Linked DNA regions of Mus musculus: regions 1 and 3 are each linked to region 2. Evidence: chromatin loops called from intact Hi-C (ENCODE). Cell type or tissue: heart. All regions are shown on one strand.

What was found. Peaks named below come from ENCODE experiments on the same cell type or tissue, not always from the same donor. Only the 100,000 strongest peaks of a DNase experiment are listed, where the experiment ranks them.
Region 1: a loop joins it to region 2, with 5 times the contacts of the local background. A loop is called at or near these places in 18 of 42 quality-filtered maps.
Region 3: it touches region 2 in a loop (4-fold over the local background); 7 of 42 quality-filtered maps call a loop at or near these places.

What each region holds. Positions count from the first base shown.
Region 1 is chr15:84,991,663-84,999,662 of GRCm38, forward strand. All of the region lies in intron 3 of Gm39558 (a long non-coding RNA gene), which reads left to right. Among named protein-coding and RNA genes, the nearest start is that of Gm39558, 7.6 kb to the left of the region's middle. In heart, CTCF peaks have their summits at 4,522 (motif pointing left) and 4,725; DNase peaks (open chromatin) are centred at 3,019, 3,559 and 4,479; H3K27me3 peaks cover 698 bases.
Region 2 is chr15:84,921,303-84,929,302 of GRCm38, forward strand. Nup50 (nucleoporin 50) reads left to right here and starts at 2,126. Exons shown (of 8, transcript NM_016714.2): 1 at 2,126-2,348; 2 at 6,066-6,144. The coding sequence starts at 6,076. In heart, CTCF peaks have their summits at 3,834 (motif pointing left) and 4,509 (motif pointing right); a DNase peak (open chromatin) is centred at 1,879; H3K4me3 peaks cover 3,842 bases; H3K27ac peaks cover 2,478 bases.
Region 3 is chr15:84,668,890-84,676,889 of GRCm38, forward strand. It overlaps a transcript of Prr5 not described here. Among named protein-coding and RNA genes, the nearest start is that of Prr5, 8.1 kb to the right of the region's middle. In heart, CTCF peaks have their summits at 3,007 (motif pointing right), 3,206 and 5,952; DNase peaks (open chromatin) are centred at 700, 2,677, 3,032 and 3,972; H3K27ac peaks cover 1,552 bases.

The DNA.
Region 1 (8,000 bases), 70 kb after region 2:
CCAGTCAATTCTTAGGGTAGGTGGACTATAGCCAGCCTACCAAGGGTTCTTCTGTCCTCCCCTGAAACTCTGCTAAGGGCAAGAGCTTGCTGGAAGGCAGGAGTGTGTACTTACAGCTTCCCAGCCAGCTGTTCTTATGACCCCAGGTTCTCCCCGTTGCTCAGAACTTGCTTCTTGACTTTGAACTTCCGATCCTCCTGCCTTCATCTCCCGGTAGGTGCTGAGATCACAGGTGTATACCACCATACAGGTTCTCTCACATCTGGGAAATTCAATGCAGCCATCCCCAGATCTCCACTGCAAGGTCTCCTCATTTCAGTCTCTGTGTGTACTATTGTGCATATGTATGAATATGCAGCAGGCAGGGGCTGGTTTTGGGTGTCTTTCTTTATTGCTCTCAACCTTATTTTTTGAGGCAAGATCTCTCACTGACCCGTAGAGATCACCAATCAGGCTAAACTTGCTGACCACCAAGCCCCAGTGATGCAATAGGATCAAAGACATGTGCCACCGAGTCCAACTTCAAAAACATATGGATTAATATATTTTTTAAAGATTTTACTTATTTAATGTATATGAGTGCTCTATCTGCATGAACACCTACATGCCAGAAGAGGGCATCAGATCATAGATGGTTGTGAGCCACCATGTGGTTGCCAGGAATTGAACTCAGAACCTCTGGAAGAGCAGATAGTGCTCTTAACAGCTGAGCCGTCTCTCCAGCCCAGATTAATATTATATTATGTATATGTTTTGCCCACATGTATGTCTGTGCACCCCATGTGCCTGGAACACATGAAGTCCAGAAGAAGGTGTTAGACCCCCCTGAAACTGGAATTCCAGTGATGAGCTGCCATGTGGGTTCTGGGGACTCGAACTCAGGTCCTCATGCTTGTATGGCAAGCATTTTGCTGACGGAGCCATCGCCCCAACCGCCAAAGAATACTGTCTACAGTATTATTTAGAATTTTTTTCCCCTTAGCACTCTATTTTTCTTTGAATAGCTCCTGTAAACAGCCCCGGAGGGGGCGACCTTGCGATTATAATTAGATGTTCATGCCTCTGTGAGAAAGGAGCCACAGAGTTTGAAAGCAACACCTCGTAGAGTTGAGAAGTTGAGGTCAGGAAGATTTGGGATAGCTTTTTTTTTTATTATTATTATTTTTTTTTTTTGGTTTTTCGAGACAGGGTTTCTCTGTGTAGCCCGGGCTGTCCTGGAACTCACTTTGTAGACCAGGCTGGCCTCGAACTCAGAAATCCACCTGCCTTTGCCTCCCAAGTGCTGGGATTAAAGGTGGGCGCCACCACTGCCTGGCAGCATTATTTTTATACTAAGAATTTGAACCCAGGACCTCAGACATACTGGCAAGTGCTCTCCCACTGAGATATGTCTATGTCTATGTCTATGTCTATGTCTATGTCTATGTCTATGTCTATGTCTATGTCTATGTCTGTGTCTATGTCTATGTCTATAGATCCCCAGCCATTTTGGACATTTTCTTTTTTTGTTTTTTGTTTGTTTTTCTTTTTCTTTCTTTCTTTCTTTTTTTTTTTTTTTTTTTCTTCGAGACATGGTTTCTCTGTGTAGCCCTGACTGTCCTGGAACACACTTTGTAGACCAGGCTGGCCTTGAACTCAGAAATCCGCCTGCCTCTGCCTCCCAAGTACTGGGATTAAAGGCGTGTGCCACCACGCCCGGCTGGACATTTTCATTTTAAAATAGGGTCTTGCTAAGTAGCCTAAACTGGCCTTGAGCTTGGAATCCTCTTGCCTGTTCTAGGATTCTAGGATTACAGACATGCACAGATACACATAAATAAAATCTTTACACAATAATAATGATAATTATTATTGTTATTATAATAATTATTATTTCCCTCCAGAAGCTCTGTATTATTTTGGTTTTTGTTGTTGTTGTTGCTGTTGTTGTTGTTGTTGTTGTTGTTGTTGTTGTTGAGACAAGGTTTGTCTGTGTAGCCCTGACTGCCCTAAAACTCACTCTGTACACAAGGCTGGCCTAGAACTCACAGAGATCCACTTGCCTCTGCCTCCTGAGTGCTGGGGTTGAAGTTGTGCACCCCTGGCTAGAGAGACTTTTCTAAAGCCCAAACCTGAAGTCTTCCCTTTTCTGCAGGTGGGACCAGATGTCCTGGAGCCAGCTGCCTTCTCCCTCCTGTTATTTCAGCATCTGCATCTGCACAGGCTGCCATCCCTCCCGCCACAAACTCTGAGTGTTATTTCCTCCTTCTGGAAAGTTCCTTACCATCAAGTTCAGACATCATTTTCCTAGGGAAATGTTGAGAATCTGTGACCCAATTCCAGCTCTGATCTTCCTGGTCCCTAAGAGCCTGTTTCTGCCCAGTACCCCTATGTCCTTTCAAGCCATCACACTACTATTTGGGGTGAAAGGTGAACCAGTGGGGGCAGGGGAGATAGTTCTTGGTGTGACTGCTAGGTCCTTGAGGAGCTGAGACGCAGTGGGCCTCTTGGGTGTGACTGCTAGGCCCTTGAGGAGCTGACACACAGTGGGTCTCCATGAATGCAGGTTGAGTCATTGAACAGTAAGTGAATCTTGGTAGCCACTGTCACAGGATTATGGAAACCCTAGCTGGTTGTCAGTGACAGTAGGGATAGTCACCAGAGGGACAGGCCAGCGGTGATATATTGTTCTAGCGCACTCATGGGGATCCCCAAAATCATAGTCCTGGATCCCTCTGGAGGACGCTTGACTCCCTGGCTGCTGTGGACCACAGCTGTACCTGGTAGAATAGGAATCTGAAAAAGCCTGGGTCTGGGGCCATGGTCAGGGGCAGAAGAGGAGGTGACTGTAAAAGGAGAACAAGAAAAATCAGGGACTTGGGTTCAAGTCTTGATTCAGCCTGTGGAGCTTAGTGACTGCCAGCCCCTCCCCTGCTACAAACCTCAGTTTCCCCATGAGCCAAAGAGGAAGTTCAGAGGGCTTCCTCCTCCTACATACCGACAGCTAGGAGGAAGAGGGAAGTGTCACCCTTAGTTCTGCTGACTCCCCAGCTGGGAGGGACAGCTCAGCCTCAGCTCCCTCCTTTGCAAAATGTGATGGAAATCGCAGCCCATGGCGCTGTGTGTAGGCTCCATGGGAGGCTGTCTGGCAGCCTCTGCACGCCTAGACTCCGTGCCTCTGTATTTCCTGTTAGACCCAGAGCTTAGAGAAGAAAAGTGTTTCGTTGTGTTCTCTTTTTATGCTGCCTGCCTCCTCCTGGCATGTTCTTGAGGGATGGATGTTGGTGACTCTGAGGGGAGCCCCCTGAACCCCTGCAACAGCACAGGAATGTCACAAGCTCCAGGCTATGCTTCTCCTAGGAAAACTAAGTGCCTGGGAAGAGGCCGCCGCCAGACCCAGGCTGAGGCAGGACTGGAGTCAGGGAGGGAAGACTTTCCGGAGGAGGCAGTCCCCACAATCTCCAGTTGTACTGGTGGCCTCGGCATTCCCGAAGAACAGTCGAAGTTTGCTCTCTAGCCAGTACTAGACTTTTCTAAGGCCTGGCCAGACTGGATCCATCTGTCAAGCTTGGGCAGCAGAGATGGGACCTGATTTCACAAGTCAGATTCTGCCCGTGTCAGTGACTCACCTACTGTTTTGAGGAGGAACCAGAGGCTAATTAAATTCAGGCTTTGAACCCAGCCCTCTTCCCCGCTTCCTCTTCCCCATAAATGCAGTCAAATCTGTGGAGGGCAGATGAAGGCTGGTAGCTTTGCAAGGCAGAGGTGGCAGGTGTCAGGGGTTAGGGGTCTAGGGTGGGGGGAGGGGTGGGGATGGAGTTAGACATGGAAGGAACATGGCACAGAGAGTGGGGGATGGGGGGGGATTGGGACAGAGTTCTGCCTTCCCTGGGATCCCAAAAAGAGGCCAACCACTGTGAACCTCCCTTCTCAGCTCTGCCGTCAAAACCAGGAACTTGTGCAGGACCTGTCCCCCAAACCTGCTGCCATCTTCAGGAGTTCTGCTAAGCCTGGTCACAAAACAAATGGTCACAACTGGGCATGTAGATGACTAACATTTTTCTCACAGACAGAGAGAACGGGGAGAGTCATGGGACGCTCACCCAAGTGTCCAGCCATCCCTATCTGTGTTCCCTAATTCTTAATTGCACAGAGCTTTGGGGTCTTGGAGTTGGGGGAGGGGCTGGAGGATATAGGGGAGGGGTGCCACATGTATTTAACTGTGGGAAAGTTATCCTCCTGTTTCATGCAGCCGTTTGCTAGGAAGCACCCACAGTCCTGCCAGCAACCCCCTCTTCCCCAACTGCCTATGCTTTGTGAGTAAGCCCAATAAACTCATAGGTGCCCCAGAGTGAACTTTGGTGGCATCATTGGGACCTTAGGAGGAGGGGCAGATATTAGTAGTGTCTCCCTCTGGAGGGAAAAAACAATTTTAGTAACAGGGCTGCTTTGATGACTGACAGGGTCCTAGTCAAGGGAGTGGCCTTCCAGAGCCCTGTGCCTGCCAAGCTTCCTTCTCCAACCCTGCCTCCACACTGCCCCCTTCTGTCCACTTGCAGCAGCAGCTTTTGCCACGGTCCAAAAAAAAAAAAAATCCAGGTTAGATCCACCATGGTGGAAGACCTTGTGGCCTCTCCTGTGTGCTAAGAGCCTATGGGCACTTCTGACTCTCAGTCACAATCAACAGGCACCCTTTGGGCATGGGTCTTCCTCCCAAAGAAGGAGTCGGCAGCCCCAGGGCAGGACAGAGCGGGTGCTGAAGCTGAGCAGGCACAGCCCACCCAGCAGCCGGTGAGGAGGTCTGCCTGGACAAGCAGGCTGGAACCACACAACACATCCACCGGCTTTTCTTTGAATATTTTAGTTCACACAGGACAGTTGTGGGTCACAACTCACACGCAGAGACATGTGAGAACTGTGTCGCTAGCCACTGAGAGTGCTGGAGTGTACAGGAGTGAACCTAGATGGACAATCCCCCCAGGAACTCAGGCAAACATCCTTTGTTTGTTTGTTTATTTGTTTGTTTTAAAGACAGGGTTTGTCTGTGCATCCCTAGCTGTCTTGGAACTCACTGTATAGACCAGGCTGGCTTTGAACTCAGAGATCTACCTGTCTCTGCCTCCTGAGTACCCAGCTCCAAGGTAAACATCTCTAAGGACAAGGCTGCTGTTGGCACATCATGCAGTCAATTGTTTTTTTGTTTTTGTTTTTTGTTGTTCTTTGGTTCTGTTTCTGAGACAAAGTCTCATGTAGCCAGGGCTGGCCTCTAACTCACTGCTGAACTCATTGGCAGAAGATGATCATGAACCTTTCAGATCTTCCTGTCTCTACCTATCAAGAGCTGGGGTCAGAAAGGAATGCCATCTCCCTAGCCTATAATGGAGTGTGTGTGTGTGTGTGTGTGTGAGAGAGAGAGAGAGAGAGAGAGAGAGAGAGAGAGAGAGAGAGAGAGAGATATCAAGCTATACACTAGGGGAAGGAACAGTGTATCACCAAACAGCTTAGAGCGACTATCCACATACAGAAAGAACAGAGTTCCAGGGCTGAAATGCAGTGCAGTGGTATAGTCCTACCTAGCATGCACAAAGCCCTGGGTTCAATTCCCAAAATTGCATAAACCAGGCTTGGTGGTGCATGCCTGTCATCCCTGTTGGGAGTGTCCAGAAGGCAGAGGCAGGAGAGATTACTGAGTTGTTAAGGGTTCTTGCTGTGTGATCATGAAGACCAGAATTGGATCCCAGCAATCACATGCCAAGCTGCCTCAAAGGAGTAGACAGAGTATGTATGGGTGGGACATCAAACACCCTCTTCTGTACAGAGAAACCCTGTCTCAAAAAACCAAAAACACCCTCTTCTGGCCTTCATGTAAGCACACATATACACATGTACACACACACACACAGAGGGAAAGACAGAGACAGAGAGACAGAGAGACAGAGAAGAATGTACATCTATACATATATGCACATACGCATATATGCACATACGCATGCATGTACACCCAAATACATATATGCACATACACTAAATAGACTATAGAAAGAACCTTTACAGGCAGAAAATAGCAAGACGAACTATCACTGAACTGGGGTGCAGCTCAGCATCATGGGGAAAAAAAAGCCTTCTAGGTGCAGATTAGAATAAACTGGCCCCCAAGAAGATGAAGTTATAAGCATACGAGAAGAAACTCAGCATCCTTTAGTAGGGAGTGAGCTGTGTCTGTGACACATCGCTACGCCCACTTCACAGTGTTCAGAAGTCAGACTGAGCGTGGCAAGTGTGGGTGGGTGTGTCGTGAGATTCCCGGGGCTGTGACAGGCTACCTGCGAACACAGCTTTAAAGGAGGAAAGGTCTGTTTTGGCTCTGGGTTCCCCAGGTCACGCCCACCACTCACTGCTTTGGATCTAAGGCAGAGTGTCAGGTGGTGAGTGGGTGTGGCGGAGGCTGCTCGACACACAGTAACCAAGACTCAAAGCAAATAGAAGGGGCAGGGGACAAAATGTCCCTGAGGGAACACCCACAGGGACCTGTACCCCTCAACCATCTCCTGGGCATTACCTACATCCTAAAGTAGTATTACCTCACAGCAGCCTGTCAAATATTGGCCCTGTCAGTGGATCCACCTATGGGAGAGATCAGAGCCCTTCTGATCCAGTCACCTCCCCAAAGGTCATTTGTGGACACTGCTGCAATAGGAGCCAAGCCTTCAAAACACCGGTCCCAGCCATAGCGGGAAAGCACAGGGCCAAACTGGGATTCTTGCCCACGGCAAGTGGGATGTAAGTGCGCAGGCACTTGGAAAACAACTTGGGGTTTCTTTGTTCTTGTTATTGTTTTGTGTTTTGTGTTTTTGAGACAGGGTCTGTCTGTGTAATCCTGGCTGTCTTGGAAGTCACTGTGTAGACCAGCCTGGCCTCAAACACACAGAGAGCTAGCTGCCTGCCTCTGCCTCCCCAGTGCTAGGATTAAAGTTGCACGATACTAACCTGGCCTATGTTTCAGGCACAGGTAGTGTCACTTGTAACCGCTAAAGGAGAAAGTGTCCCTCCTTTGATAGGCAAATGGGTCAACCAGCTGCAAATGTGTCACCTTACAGTGCAATCCGACTCAGCCATAAGAAAGAACAAACCATTAATATCATGTAATGATTGATATCACGTAACGAAAAGGATGACTCTCCAAACTATTACACTGAGGGAAAGAAGCCAGACCCCAGCTGAATGAGAGCCTGCTGTACAGTTCTATTTACATGTAGTTATGGGAAATGCAACCTAACCTATAGGGACAGAAGCAGACCTGGAGTTGGAAGGACAGGGATGAGGTGGGACAATGGAGGGGGAGATGAAGAGGAACAGAAGTCCAGCATTGTGGCTTATGCCTGTAATCCCAGATCTCAGAGTCTGAGGCAGGAGGGTTGCCATGAGTTTGAGACTAGCCAGAGTTACACAGTGAGCTCAAACATAACACACAGACACACAGATAGACACACAGAAAGAGAGAGAGAGAAAAGAGAGACAGACAGATAAAGATGGAACTAGATTACAAAGGGACAGGAGAAAGCTTTTAGAGTGGAGTGATTAACTTTGCTGTTTATGGGATACACACACACACACACACACATATATATATATAATGGGTTCATGGGATATGTATATATATTATGGGTTCATGGGATATATATATAATATATATGTATACATTTCTATTAAAACTCAGCAAATTATACACCAGGTGCATGCCTTTAATCTCAGTATTCAGGAGGTATAGGTGGGCAGATCTCTGAGTTCAAGGCAGGCCTCGTCTACAGAGCAAGTTCCAGGACAGCCAGGGCTACACAGAGAAGCCCTGTCTCAAGAAACCAAAAAGTAAATAAATAAAAAACAAAATAAAATAAAATGTAAAATAAAACTCAGAAACTTGTATAGTTCATTATATGTCAATTATACCTAAAACTGTGTACAATGTGGAAATGTAAGAGCACGGGCTGCTCTTCCAGAGGTCCTGAGTTCAAATCCCAGCA
Region 2 (8,000 bases):
CCCTGAAAGAACAAGTGCTTTTAAACACCGAGTCACTCCAGTCTGCTCAAGGCTCTTATATTAAGTGGCACAGTATTCACATGAAGTATTTTACTTGCAGGTTTTGCTGTTGGAGAGAGGATCTCACCTGATCCTTCAACATGGCCTTGAACTTGCAATCATGTCCCAGTTCCTAGATTACCCAAACTGCCTATAACCTGAAAGAATTCCGGGCAGGTTTCACACGGACATCTCACTCCAATGAATTCGGCTTGCAGCTAGGTTTTTGTTCCTCAGTACTGAGTGGTGGAATTAAAGGTGTGGACTACTACTTCCAGTTTACTTAGGTTTCCTTTTGCAGTACTACGGCCTCACAGGCGCTAGGCAGATACTTTACCACTGAACACCCCCAACCCTTTCTGGTTCTTCATTTGGTTGCTTTTTGGTAGTTGTGTTTTTGTTTGCTTTTGAGACAGGGTCTCAATATGTGAGGCTGGCCATCTTGGAACTATGAAGATCAAGCTAGCCTGGAATTCAGAGATCTGCCTCTGTACTGGGATTTAATCAAGTACTGGGATTAAAATGAGCACCACTATGACCAGCCAGTTTTGTATTTTTATTTATTTTTGGGAGAGGGTCTAAGTTGCTCAGGCACGCTCAACATAGATTTGAATTTTATCTGTGGCCCAGAATAGGCCTTAAAGTTTTGATTCTCCTGCCTCAACTGTCTGAATAGCTGTGATTGTGGGTCTGGTCTGTATTAATGAGGATCTTCTTGTTACTCTGGCTGGCCTGGGCTGATCCTCTTGCCTCAGCCTTCCAGTAACTGTGACTTTAGTTGAAAATGCCCATGACCTGACTGACTTCAGATACTTAAATTATCTCTGGAGTACTTATAGCACTAAATATGACGTTAACGACATAGCTGAAATGTGTAGAGAATGACAAGAAAAATACCTTGCATGTATTTAACACAAATTTTCAGAAGACACTTCATTGGCAGTCAGTTGAATCAAGAACAAATGTGTGCATTAAATGCGATCTGGCTTTTTCTCTTTCACTCTGCTGGATCTGGGGGAACTGAATTTAGGGCTTTCCTCGTGCTAGCCAAGTACTCTACCACCGTGCCAGCTAGTCTCCTTTTGCAGTTCTTGCAGATCGATGGATGAAACACCCTGAAAATAAGGGACTTGACTTCTCCCTTGGAACCCCCTTTGTCCTCTCTCAAAAGTTTGGAACTATTGCTCTAGAAATGCTAGTTTCTCTGAGACCCGTTTCCGGATGGTTAAGGATGGGTCTGACATTCTGGTTCACATTCTCGTTAAAACTCAAGCAGAAGAATTAGACCAACCGGAATCCCTTCTTAAACAACTGAACCGCTTTAGAGTGCTGTAGTCAGCTAAAAGCACACAAAACACGAGTCCTGGTCCAGGACGCATACGGTTCGTCCCGCAGCTGAATCCCTCCGGGGACTTCATCTCCTGTGGGCCCTAGCTGGTCCTGCAGCTTGGGGCAAATTTACAGCTCCCAACGAGGAAATCTGTGGACATCTATCATAAAGCAGCAATTGGGGCAGGTGACCTTTAGAGTCCGTCCCGCAGGGCTCTCCAGCCCCATGTCGGGAAGAGCTACCACAAGCTTCCAAGTCTCCGCAGACTGAGATCCACCCTCCCCAAGGCCCGTCCACGTGAGAATCACGTTGCACCCGCCTCGTGCTCCCCCCAGATCCACGGCCAGTCTCCTCAGCCACCCACCACACCATCGGAGGCCTCCAAAGTCACTGACCACAACGCCTCCCGCTAGTGTCTCGGCAGCGATTGGCGCGCGAACCTCCTCAAACTGGGACGGCGGCCGACACGTGACCAACGTGCTTAACCCGCGTTTGACAGTGGCTTTGGCTCCCGGCCCGCTGCCCGCGCTCCCTGTGCGCACGCGCGAGCTCCAATGGTCCTCCCGGCGACTGTTTCTAGGGCGGGCTTGCGCATGCGCCGCGCGACCCAAGTGGCCCTCAGGAGAAGGGGCCGGCGGCGGAGGCTCCGACGCGCATGCGCAGTAGCTGGATGCGGGCGTCGCTTGCCTCTTCCCCCTCCCCCTCTCTTTTCCCTCCGATTGGTTCGGAGGCGTCCATTCGAGTTACAAGATGGCGGCCCCGGGCGCTCTCTTCACCGTTCTGTAGCAGCTTCGGGCTGAGCGGATGTCTCTTCTTGTCCTCAGTGTCGGACTCAGAGACACACGGCTCCCGAGTTCTGCTGATCACGAAGTTCCCGGAGGCGCTCGACGCACCGGAATCTCCCAGCGGCCGCGACCGCCGCCTCGGCCCTGCTCGCCGCGGCGCCGGGACTCCAGCGTGATCGGCGGCGGCAGTCAAGGTAGGTGAGGGCCGGGCAGGCCAGGAGGGCGGGGCGGCGGCCGCCTTGGCGACGCGGCGGGCTGTTTGTGAAGCCGGACCGGGCCGGGCCTGCCGGGCGAGCCGCCTGGCAGTGGAAGGCTCGGCTGAGCGCGGGCCTCGGCCCCAGCGGAGGTAGGCGGCGGTGGCAGGGCCGCCCTGGCCCAACCCTGGCTGGCCTTCGCCCCTTACATGTCGTCTCCCCGGCTGTTCGGTCCCCCGGTGCCCTCACCGAGTTTCCAGGCCGTTGGTCACCCGGGTTCGTCCAGGGCCACTTTTGAGGTTTGGGCTTTTCCGGGGCGTTATAGTGACCTCGATCGGCTCCTGGTGTTTTCCTGTGAAAGTCATCTCTTGACCGCAGAGTTGTGCGGGTGCGCACACCGCAGGAAGCGGCCCGATCGTGAATAATTCACACACACACACACACACACACACACACACCATCACCATCCCCTGTCAACACACACACACACCCCGTCCCCCGGCAACTTCCTAGCTTCATATCTTAAAAGCATTTCGTGGAGCCATTTTACCCACAAACGCAGACATTTGGCAAAGTCTTCCGGGCAGCTGTTGTAAGTCATTTATTACAGGGATTAAATTTCCCCGGTAACATATTGGTAGAAGCTTATCTAGTACGTACGAGACCCTGGATCCTGTCCCCACCGCTTTAAAAGAAAAATAAAACAGAAAAGCTTTAATAACAACAATAATAGCTGGCAGATAAGTCTCAAGTGCCAGGCCTTGTTCCAGATAATTTGCAGAGTTGTGTTTAACTATGGAATGTGAAATAAGTAGGTATTTGGTGCTTTAAAAAAAAAAGTATGTATCTCCTATGTTGGCCTTGAACTTGTTCTATGGCTTAGACTGGCCTCAAACTGTCATCCTGCTTCAGCCTCCCTCTACCATCACCCGGGTTGGTGAAATGTGTTTTAAAAGTTTAGCCTATAGTAGTAGTTACTTTTCCCTCTACAGCTTTTGAGTTTTGGAGTAAAAATAGGGGTTATTTTTGTTACTATTTTGACAGGACACTTCCTCTGTTTGAGGCACTCTTCTAAGCTATGCCATCTTAGTTTTCATAGCAGTCCCTCTGTCCCACAGATAATCATTCGCCAAACCCGATTGCCCAGGCTCGCTCAGCTTGTCCTGGAAGCTAGCAATAGCATCTTGTATTTTCTCAAATAAGTAATGCCTCGGACCACTGAATCAACAACAGATCTATGAGCCAGGTAGGTTTGGGACATTTTAGAGTCATCAGGAAACAAAACTAGAATTCCTGGCCTCTGACTCATCTGAGTAAAGTGTGAAATGGCAGCGGCAGCATTCGTTTGTTTTAGTCTGTCAGGTACTCTTTAGTTTCAAGTCTGAGCTAGACAGTTTAAATGCGTTTCCCACTATTCCTTTTGTCCACATCTTAAAACAGTAAATCTAGCAGGGTCACTGCTTACCTCTTTTGCCCTCTGGTGGTGATGTTAGGTAATGATTAGAAAAATTTCCCTAGGGATCCAGAGACCTCACCTGTGAACAGTTCTGTAAAGAACGCTATTTCTGATAAGATTAATTTTGCAGCGGTTTGGGAGAGGAGTTAAAAAGAGACGGTTCCCAGTTACTGATATTTATTAAAACTCATGCTGTATATTTTAGAATCTTCATTTTTAAAATCATTCATTCTGTAATCAGAAAACGTGCCTGTAAGAGAAAAATGTAAAAGGTTGGAATGTTTCGAAAGCTGGAGCCCTGCACGTCAGATATTGGAAGGCTTTGGAATTTATGATTTCAAACTTACTCTGTAGTTGCTAATCTGCTGTAGAGCATTAAGCGATGGGTAAGTTTGTATCTAATGACTGTTCCAGGCCTACTCTGGTGGGATGTTGTGCTGAGGGTAAATGAATGGAGAAAGTATCAGGAAGGAGTACCTACTGCCAGCCTGGGCAAGTACCCTCGCTGCTAAAGCTGCTCTGAAGAGATGAAACAGTGCTTAGAACAAAACCCTCCAAGCTCCTGTCTCTCTCTCTGTCTCTCTGTCTCTCTCTCTGTCTCTCTCTCTGTCTCTCTCTCTGTCTCTCTCTCTGTCTCTCTCTCTCTCTCTCTCTCTCTCTGTGTGTGTGTACAGTGCCTGTGCAGGACAGTAGAGGGCACTAGATCCCCTGTAACTCCCAACAGGAATATGAGCTGCCTGACATGGGTGCTGGAACTGACTTGGGTCCTTTGCAAGAGTAATAATGTGTGCTCTTAACTGCTGGGCTATTATCTCCCTAGCCCCTGTTATTGCTATTTCTAAAAGGCAAGGCATTTTTTTTCTGGAAACAGGTTTTCTCTGTGTAGCCCTGGCTGTCCTAGAACTTATTCTGTAGACTAGCCTGGCCTTAAACTCACAGAGATCCACCTACCTCTATCTCCTGAGTCCTGGGGTTAAAGGTGTATGCCACCTTGCCTGGCTCTTGTTACTACCACTACTACTGCTGCTGCTGCTATTATTATTATTATTAATTTGTGCTTGCTCACCCGTGGAAGCCAGAAAAGTTAGTTAGATACCCCAAGAGTTGGAGTTACAGGTACTTGGGAGCTGCTGTTGGGTATTCGGAATCCAACACTAACTTCACGAGAGCAGTGTGCTTTCTCGCCTGTCCGGTCATCTCTCCAGCCTTGATGCTGTATATTTGAAGCAATTTATATTATCAGTTGCAACCACATCCATAGCACCTAAATTTTTAAATTTGTAATGTCTTAGCTTTGCACAATTAATTTGCTTAATTCAGGCAATTAATTGTTAATTGGGAGCCATTTCTATTAATTGTAGCCTTGAGAAAACTACTCATGTTGCAAAAGTATTTCTCAGGCATTATTAAAATCCTTACCCAAGAATAAACTTCTGAATCATCTTTATATTTTAAATATTAAGAGTGCTCATGGCTCTCTTGCTGTCTCTTGCTCTTTCCCTTCCCCCCCTCCCATGTGCTCCTGGCCAGCCTCTCTTCCTCTCTTCCTCTCTCTCTCTCTCTCTCTCTCTCTCTCTCTCTCTCCTTTTCTCTGCCTCTACTACCCTCTCGACTCCCCTCCCCATGTCCTGAATAAACCCTATTCTATACTTAAAAAAAAAAAAAGAATGCTTATGGCAAGGATATTTGCATTGACATAAGGACTTTACGTACAATATACTACTTAAATACTATAGCTCTTGCAAGATCAATAGATGTTTGGCAAGGTAAGTGGAAAAAAATATAGATGTTTGTCTTAATTTTGTGAATGGAGTTGGTTTCCTGTTGAAAGAGAGGGCTGGTGTCCCTCAGGTGTCTTTGCCTGCTCTGTAGCCCTGTGTTGAGGATTTGATGCTGGAGGCCCATGGCCGCGGTGAAGCTCTCACTACAGCGCTTTTTTTCCATCAGCACCAGGGGTATGCTCACCACATTTTATGCTGGACTAGGATTTTTTTAATTACTTGTAATAAAAATTTTTAATTAAAAAAGTAAAATTAACTTCCCCGAACTTCATATTTTCCTGAATTTCTTACTGTGTTTCCTTCCCTTTGAGCCAAACCCTCTAAGTCTCATTTGCTTAAAATCTGTTAATTGCTTTTTCTTATACGTCTCTATTTTGTGGTTTTATTACACAATAAGTGAAAACTGCAACAAAAATGTATTTGTAACAGTTACTCTGGTGTAGAAAAGCAAACATCTTATTTCTGTTTCCTGTCATCTAGGTTCACAAAAATGGCGAAGAGAGTTGCGGAGAAGGAGTTGACTGACAGGAACTGGGATGAGGAAGACGAAGTTGAAGAGGTACAGAGCCGCTCCCTTTGTCTCTTGCTGTCTGTGTCTCAGCTCATGTTACTTTTCTTGGTGAAGACTATGCTAGAACTTAAAAACCTTCAAGAAAACACAGCGGGAGAGGTTTGGTTCCTGGTGAGCTGTGGGTGTTTGCTGTACTGTAGCAATGTGTTCTTTGTGTGTGAGCATGCTGTTCTGTTAGTGTGCGTTTGTCATTAGTCTGTAGAAGCAAGAGTCACCCGCAGCATCCTCTGCTGTGTTTCGAGTGGTCTAGTCATGACTAGGAGGCAGGTTACAGGAGCTCGCCAGCTGCAGTTCTTACCTCGGTCAGCTCCCTACGGTCCCTCACTCCAGTGTTTCTCATACTTCACTGTTAGCTGTTCTGATGCTAAGTCTGTGCCCGGCAATTGCACTGATTTCATAGAATTTACATCAGTGTCATTTTTTACCAGCAAAAAGTAAAGTTGTCTTCTGTGAGGAAACTTTGCATATCTAGGTCTCTTGAACAGGTTGATAGTCCTAGGCCAGTCCACTAGGCAGAGTCATCGCAAAGCTAACTCCAGCTCTGAAGCACACAGGGAAGGGAAGAAGGCGGCAAGGAGTAGTGCTCTGCAGCTGTATTTGCAGGCTGGTGTCTTCCTTTTTGGTACTGATAGATGCTGATATGTTTGGGGACCAAAGCACTGATGTTATTGTTTTTACAGAACCGTTAGCTGACTTGGTCTTTTTTTTTCTTTTCTTTTTTTTTTTTTAAGATTTATTATTATATCTAAGTACACTGTAGCTGTCTTCAGATGCACTAGAAGAGGGTGTCAGATCTCATTACAGATGGTTGTGAGCCACCATGTGGTTGCTGGGATTTGAACTAAGGACCTTCGGAAGAGCAGTCGGTGCTCTTAACCACTGAGCCATCTCTCCAGCCCCTGACTTGGTCTTTTAACTCAATCTTTAGTTACGGATTTTTTTTTATGCCTTGGTCTTAAGCACAGTCCTGGAGTGGAGTAAAATCCAGACTATAGTGGTTTGCTTTGCACTAAAGTGTCCAGGAGAGAAAGAGCTCCGCAGGTTCTACTGAGACAGCTATGGAAATTAGGTACATTAAATGTGCAATATAGCCTGCTGGTCCTTGTTCTGGGGATGAGAATCCTTTTAATGCTAACATGATCGAAAACACCTGTAGATGGGAGCCATTTAGTTTTGTTTTTGAGATGGTCTCACTTTATAATCCAGCTGCCTCAGCTTCCTGTGTAAGGGGCTGTGGTGGGAGCTGGCACACCTGGCTGAATGAGGCTTTTGTACAGTTACTTAGTTCTAGCCCTATAGGTGAGGGAATAGATGAAGTGAAACCGTAAGCCTTCAGCAAACAGTGATTATGATTAGCACACTCAGCACACCGTGGAAGAGCACAGGGTGACAAGGGGCATGTGTGGCCTAGCGATCTGGCCTTTTGGACAGTGGGCAAGGTGAGCAGGTCAGCTTTTCAGAACAGTGAGCGAAGACTGTGGCTCAATGGTAGGACTCATGAATGTACAGGATCCTGTTCTACAAAAGAAAAATCCAGATGCTGTCCATAGCAACTTCATTTTTTGAAAACTGGTAGTAAGACGCTTGGTTTCAGAGACTATGTCTCTAAGATGTTGAGGAAGCCAGCCATGAGTATTTTTGGTACCAAGATTTAGTGGTCTTCATCTTTTCAGAATCACATATTCCTGTCTCTGAGTTGGAACTTGGAGGTTGGATTTGTAGATCCTGAAAAATTTGTGACTTGGCTGACTAGAATTGGAATCTACAGAAACCTGTAGATAATATATGTGAGATGTTTCTGAATGTGTTGAGTCAACTCTTAAGAAGATGAAATGCCAGATAAG
Region 3 (8,000 bases), 250 kb before region 2:
TCCCGGCTAGAGTGAGCCTCCATATGCACACAGCCACACTGCTTACATACAACCTCATCTTGTCCCCATCACTGGGGCACCTTAACTCTATTTTTGAGTCTGGCTCCAAAATAGACTTTCCTGGGATTATGTGACAGGAAGGGGCATCCAGGAAGGCTTCCTGAAGGAGGTGGCTGGCACTGAGCTAGCAGGATAGCAGGGCTGAGTCTGGCTGGCATTCTAGGTAGAGTGAAGAAGGGAGCTTCATGTGAGGGGCGTGGCCAAACCTAGCCTCAGCAGGGTTGAGTGGGGTGTAGACATTGTGTGCTGAGCTGTGCCAAGATTCCCTGAAGTCATCTTGGGTCAGAAGTGAAAGGAGATGTCTCAGAAAAAGAAAAAGTGGTGTGACTGGCTATTCACACCACTTCAGGCCTGGACAGGAAGGGGTGTACTTTAGGCTTCAGGGCTTCGGGCAACCGCCTGGGACCTGCTCCGTAAGCATGATAAAATATTTATCGGGAGCCAGGCAGCTGGGCTTCCCTGCGCAGGCTGCCATGGGCAGCTCCCACCGAAGCTGGCTGCAGCCTCCCCAAGTTCCGCTGAGTCACAGCCCGTGAGCCCTCTGCCCAGCCCACCTGCTTGCTGTCCTGTGGCCACGTGGATTCCTCATAATATGTAAGCCATTGGGTAGCCCCAAGACCTGGGCACCCAGAACAGTGAATGCTGAGCCAACATCAAACCGCTCTGGACTGTGCAGGCCTCCGCCAAGGTCACAGGCAGACAGGCCAAGGGTACCCCTTCCCTCGCCCACCCTGCAGCTTCTGGCTCCTGAGCAAGGTAGGTTTTCTGCCTCTTTAGAATGGGGCCGCTGAGTCTGTGTGGAGGTAGCATGGGTCAGGTCTCTCCGGAGCTGGTGGTCAGAGGAGATTTGCCATTTGTCTGATCTCAAGTCTGTCTCTGAGAAGTGTCTGACTCAGAAAAAGACCAATTCCTAGGTCCAGCCTAGTGTGACAGTGTGGGACTTTACGTTTGAATCAGCAACAACAAAAACAGCGGCAGATGGTACCTTCCTTCTGCTGTGCGGGGTGCGAGAGCGTTTTGCTCATCCATTCATAAAACTGTCTGCCCTGGCCGGCAGTCTAGCTTCTGTCATATGTGTGCGTTCTGTGCTGTGTGACCTTGGGTAGGTTGCTCCACCTCTCTGATGCTCATTACTCCTTCGAGTCCTTCATGTCCTCATATCCCTGAGGCCGGATGGGCCTCAGTGGGCATTTGGAAAAGCTCCATTTTCCAGAAAGGCCCTGGCACAGCCTGAAGTAGGGTTGCCAGGCGGTAGACCAGAGGCTTGAGAAGAGAATTCACTGGGCCGGATGGAAGTGTCTCTGAGGTTGTCAAGTTCCCTGGGGAAAATCTGTGGTCCCTGGAGCTGCCGCCACAACATCTGGGGATGGGACAGGGAACTGGCCACACTAGTCACTAGTGGGGACCCTGTGGGCTGCCAAACCAGGGCCACGATTCTAGTTCTGGCCACAATTCCAGTTCGTCTGGCTGCCTTTGGTGTCTGCCCCTCATTCCCGCCTGCTCAGCTGCCCCTCGTAGGCCTCCCTGCTGCCGCCGCTTCTTGCTGCTTCTCCTTCCAAAGGGCGCTGTGTCTTCAAGCCCCTGCGGGAAGTTATCCAGCTCTGCAGGGCCTTCCTGGCTCTGTGTGTGTGTGTGTGTGTGTGTGTGTGTGTGTGTGTGTGTGTCTTACATTCCGTGCCCACCTGACTCGATGCAGTTTCCCAGCTAGAGTGAGCCTCCATATGCACAAGGCCACACTGCTTACATACAACCTCATCTTGTCACACACACACACACACACGCAGACCCACACACTCCCAGTCATGTGTCCCAGTGTCTTCCCATGTCAGCCATGGTGTCCCTCTCCTGACCCTAAAAAATGCTTGCGACAGCACTTCCGTGTCTTCTCAGGACTCTGTGAAAGTTCCTGGGCCTAGAGATGCCCTAGAGTGTCTGTTAGGTGAAGACAGGGAATGTGGGTGTCAGGTGTCCAGTGAAGGCACCGAGGAACACAATGAACCCTTGTCTGTCTCTCTGTCTGTCTGTGCAGAGCTCAGCAAATAGCCTCTGTTTGCCTGGCTTTCAAAGGTGGTGGAAGATGAGCAGTGGGAGGAGAATAAAGGCATCTGGGCCTGGGAGACACGTGGGGTCCAGGGCAGGAGACACCTTGTCTCAAGTTCTAGGGACAGGCCCAGTGTTGTCCACTCTAAGAAGCAGGCAGGGAACAGAAAGACTGGGGCTAATAGCCACTGCTAATAGTGGCTGACACATATGCACAGCCGGGCATGGAAAAGGATGACACGGGAATGCCCTCGTGGGGCTAACGCTTTCTCTAGAGGTTTCTTTCTCTTTTTTCTTCTGCTTTTGAAGATCATTCTAAGGTTCCTTCAGTGACTTTGTATATATTGGCAGTCCCGTGACAAAAACCTCGAATTCAGTGGCCACAAGATCATTCAGGGACACGGCCTGATGAGACTCTGGCGGACCACAGTCTGATGGCAGAGGCTGGCAAGCCAGTCTGTTAGGTTAGGTTCACCAGACACAGCTTGACCAGAGAAGCTGGGCGGACAGTCTGAAGGAGGAAGCTAACCACCAGGCAATCTGATAAGGGAGGTTTGTTGATAGTCTGACAGAGCCTAGTGGCTTGCCAAAGTGTCCCTGCTGGTGAATTCCTAGAGCAACATCCGCAGAACTGGGCACTCCTCCCAGCATTCACATAAGGGACTTGTGCCTGTCACTTCTGGGTGTCTAGTATTTGAGAGTTGCATAGCTGAGAGCCAGCTCCCCTGTAGGCATGCTCCCGGGAGTCCTGTGCTTTGCAGAACACACACACAGCAGGTATGGGATGCTCTAGCAGTCTTTGTCGCTCTGGGGAGGTAGGGCCTGATTTAGCTAGCCTGCTTCAGCCATAGAGCCTATGGAGCAAACTCTAGGAACACTGGGCCGCTTGGGAGATCACTGAGCTGTGCCGTCAAGTGTAATGGCTATAGCAGGCAGTTGGCCAGAAGGTGGCAGCCTAGTGCAAGGTGTGTAACTGCCTGCCTCCCCCACCCCCCCCCCCCCCCCACACACACAAACACTTAGATTCTGATAAGTGGGTCAGGAAAAGCTTTGAGGCAGCAAGATGGAGACCACCTCGCTGTGGCTACTGAGCAGCCCCGTCTGGTGCTTTTCTTCACTTGGCATCTCTGGGCCTAGGAATTACCCAGCCTTGACCTTTGGAGGGCCAGCATGTGCAGAATAGGAGACCCACTGAGTTCCACTGCCCTTCTAAGCTGGAGCCTGGCTCCTCTTGTGGGGGAGTGGCACTTCTGGGTTTCCACAGCATCTGGGCAGTAGTGGCAGGTATACCCTAGTAAGTGTGCCTCATGGAGATGTACACCAAGGGGAGGGGGTAAATAAGGACTGCATGGCACTGAGCACCCTGGGGCGCCAACCTCAGGGTGAGCACCCTGGAGACACCCCTCCCCCAGAGAGTGAGCTCCGTGGGACTTTACCCTCAGAGTGAACTCTATAGTTCTCCGCTGTCAGAGTGAATACCATGTGGGCTCCACCCTTTGAGTGAGCACCATGGAGCTGCACCCTCAGAGGGAGCACTGTGGGAGCTGCACCCTCAGAGGGAGCACCGCAGGGCCCCATCCTCAGAGGGGAACCCTGTAGGGCTGAACATAGAAGCATTTCCTGAAATGCTTTCTCAGATGAGCAGGAAAGGTGGTGCTGGCCAAGATGTCTGGGGACAAGGAGCAAAGCACATCCCGTGGAGGGGAGGGCAGAGGAGGGGAGAGAAGGCCATGTGACCAGTGACCAAGAGGACAAAGAAGAGTCATGTGACGGTGGAGACCAGTGGAGAAGGGGCTTGGCATGAGGTAGCCCTGCCCTACAGGGAGCAGAGTGGACCCTGGCCATTTATAACCCATCTCAGCACCCAGGAATCCCAGCCCCAGGGCAGCCAGCCCAAGATCTTAACCAAGCCAAGGGGGAGGAGGAATGAAGAGGGTGGAATTAGGTCAAGGAGTCAGAGGGCTTCTGCCAGAAGGAAGCCTGACATTTGGGCAAGTTGGAGCCAGAAGTGACCGAAATGGGCAGGGTAGCTGCAATGATGGTGTCAAAAACCAGATTGCAATGTATTCCTGTGCAGTTCTCAAAACCGTGATGCCCCATTCCATAAACAGTAAAGGGGTAGGGCCAAGAAAGAGATTCTGTGGGAAAAGGTGATGTCCTGGGTTCGATTCCTGGAATCCACATGGTAGAAAGAGAGAACGGACACCCATAAGCTGGCCTCTGACTTCTACATGTGTGGCAAGGTACAGGAGTACACACACACACACACACACACACACAGACACGAGAGAGAGAGAGAGAGAGAGAGAGAGAGAGAGAGAGAGAGAGAGAGAGAGAGAGAGAGAGAGAGAGAAAATCAAGGTAATAAAAAATGTTTAAATTAGAAAGTGTTATGTTCAGCTAAGGACAAGGCTCACCCACATTGACCCCAGGCTGGGTTCTTTTCTCCTGGGGTTCCGAGGGAGGCCCAGCTGGTCTGGGGAGAAGGGAAAGCCTAGTCTAGACAAGAGTAGAAGGATCTGGAAAAAGACCCCCAGCTCAGCTTTCCCACACTGGGAGTGAAATCACAGGGTTAGAAATGCCAGGCCTTGTGGCCCACCTGATACCACTTGAGGCAGGAGAAGGATTAAGTTTGAAGCCTCCTAGCCAGGGCTACATAGTGAGTTCCAGTCTAGCCTGGGCTTCACTGTGAGACCATGTTTCCTTTTTAAAGATGTATCTTACTTTTATTCATGTGTGTAAGAGCGTGTGTTTGGAGGAGCTCACAGAGGTCAAAAGAAGGTTACATCCCCTAGAACTACAGGCAGTTGTGAGTCACATCTCCCCCAACCCACCCCACCCCACCCCACCCCCACCAAGTGGGTGCTGGGGACTGAACTACCTTCTACAGGAGCATTAAGAGCTCTTAACTACTGAGCCATCTCTAGCTCCCCTGCAAAACAATGTAAACACCTAATTAAGCAATCCTGGTGAAGGTGTAACCTGGGTGACCCCCCCATCTAGGTTCTGTTTGGCAGGGTGGTCCCAATTATTCCTGCTATGTGGGGACTGATCTGCTTCCCGTAAGACACTCCCAGTCCAGCATGTAGCCTGTCCACTCTAGAAGAGGCCTTCCTAGTAGGGGGGCGGGGTGTCCTGTCCTTTGAATCTCTGCAGTTCGCCATTGCAGGGTCGGGAACAGGACATTGTAAAAGTTGGCTCCATCTGCCTCAGTTGTTGTTTGTGCCTTTAGCCTTGAAGCAAGATGCTGGGGGAACAGATAAAGTTTTTAGACAGACAACTCTTGAGTGACTGACGTGTCTACCCACAGAAGTAAGCAAGTGACCCGCACTGAAGGAGACAGGCAAGATGAATTGAGGCACATTGTGCTTTCAGTTTGCCTTTAATGGCCTGGTTGGACCAGAGAGAGCCTGTGCGGCGGTGGCAGCGCACTTTTCATCAAAAGTTAGCTTTCAGGAGCCGGTTGCAAGGACATTAATGGCTATGCTCAGAACCAAACCAAAACCAAAACATAGCCATCGAGAGGTGGAGCCAAAGAGAGATCACCAGGCCGTACCTTGACCAGGACCATTTAATTATGCATGTGATTAAGTTGTTTTGCAGGGCAGAGCCTGGAAAATTCTAGGTGGGAAGCAGGCAGAATTCTGAGGGCCCAGAAGGATGGAGAACAGGACTTGGAGGGCTCGAAGGAGGAAGCAGGACCCAAAGAATGGAGGCTGGACCCTGCCTACCTGGAGTCCTGAGAATTTTTTTTGGAATTTGGAGTTTTCTCAGAAAGCAAAGCACCTGATCTGAGGATTAGACAGGCAGGGCAGGGACCCATTTAGAGGGGACCAGAGCCCATAGATGCTGCTGTTCTCTATAAAAGCTCTGGGGGGCAGTAGAGAGCCAGGGTCCCTAGAGCCCACCCCCCCCCCCCCCCCCCCAATGCCCAGGCAACAGTGGTAGGCCCATCTATCCTCAAATGGGTTACAGTCTTGCTACCTGATATTAGAGAAGCTGGAGACCGAACAGGCAACAGGAACTCCAGAGTCAGTCCTCGCGCTGCCTCTCACCGGCCTGTGACCCTGTTGTGATCTTAAGATTTGGAACCTCAGCTGGGCCTCAGTAACATGGGCTGGGTTTAGCAGGTACCTGGTAAATGTTGCTGCTTTTCCTGATCTTGGTCCACTGGGAAATTTCACCATCCAAGGAGTCTCTCCTTCATGGAGATTTTGAAGGAGCAAAGTTTTGACTGCTGGGGTTTGTCCCCGCCCTTTTCCACCATGTGACATGACCCTTCCCCCAGCTCAGGGGTCAGAAAAGTTTTCCTCAGATAATTTCTTGGGTGTAGAAGTCCAGTCTTACTACCTGATATTAGGAAAGCTTGGGGGAACACTCCTCGCGATAGCAGCACCCTCCTCTGAGAGGCCCTGGCTAGCTCTTTGGGCCTCAACCAGGAAGTAAGGGACACAGGCCAAGGGTTGTTTCTCTCTGTTCCTATCGCCCACGTTGGATCTAGGTCCTCAACGGGGAACAGCTCTTCCTACCTGGCAGGCAGGGCTAGGTGCAAGGTTCAGACAACAGAAGAGTAAATGAACTCTCTCCATTCAGATCTCCTGCCACGCCTGTGTGTACTCTGTCTGGGCTCCTCTTGGGTCGCACTAGCAGGAGCTGATTCCTAACTCATTCACTCTTTCCAAGAATGCTTCTAAGGAAAAGCTACTGGCAAGGAGGTGCCTCGAGGAGACGACAGAGCAGGAAGGCAAGCTGGCAACCTGCAGGTCACTGCTGCTGGTGTGTGAGCCTTCACCTGCAGAGTGGGGGGCAAGCGCCATAGGGATCCACATGAAACAGGAGCTGAGGTCGCGGTGCCTTTGGCAGTGCTGGGTCTCCTTAAGGGAATCAAAATACCAACTCTGCCACTCCAAGATTCAGCTCCAAAGAGAACCTCACTGTTCCCAGGCACTGAGTGAGAGATCAGCTCCAGGGTTCTAAAACTCCCCTGCTTCTCTCCAAAGAACTTTTGGAAACTGATGTCCAAGACTTTCACAGATGGGAAACTTTTGGAGAGAGAGAGTCTTTTGGGGTCATGTAGGGGGTCATGTGGATGAGGTGAGGGTGTTGGAGATGAGGGATCTCTGCTGGTCAGAATCCCACAGCAGCCAGAAGCATAGGAGGGAGAAGAGGAGGAGCATTTAACAGGGGGACCAGGTCTAGCCAGGTGGGGCTGTCCCGGGTCAGGGAGACCTGAGGGAAGGTGGCATGAATTAAAAAGGCAGATACCATAGTGTGTTGCTTCTCACACTGATGGACTCCTGTCCTGCCCCGAATGCTGATTGGTCAGCTGGCTTTGCTGTGCAGGGAGAAGAGCCCTCCAAGGTCTTAGCCTAGTCTTGCCCTATGGTGACAGGCTCACCTGGCTTCTGCAGCTCGCCTTCAGTGTCCCTCCCACTGTCCTCTATAACAGGAGCAGTTGCTAGGCTCCTGGTGTGACCCCATGACCTTGTGATTCTCCTGTTCCACCCTCCTCTGCACACCAAGGAAGGATGAGGCCTAGCCCGGGGGCACAGGCCAGAGAGACAGAGCCAGGCACATGCCTTAGCTTCTCACTGGCCCTTTCCTGGGTGTCCGGGACCCCAGGGTAAGGAGCCTACACACCAACTGTACCACAGGCTGCTAGAGACATCATGCCAGTCAGCTTTGGGGAACTGCCAGGCCTTGCCAACAGGGAGCAAAATGACCCCTTTTGGAGTGGATGACCCTTAGAAGGAGATCCTAGGGAGGGTGCATTGAGGGTGGCAGGTGACAGTGACAGAGCTGGAAGGTGACAGTGTCGAAGCTGGGGCTGCTTCTCTTCTGCTCATCAGGCCAGGCTGCAGCTTCAGCCTTGTCATATACACACCCTGACTTCTTGCATG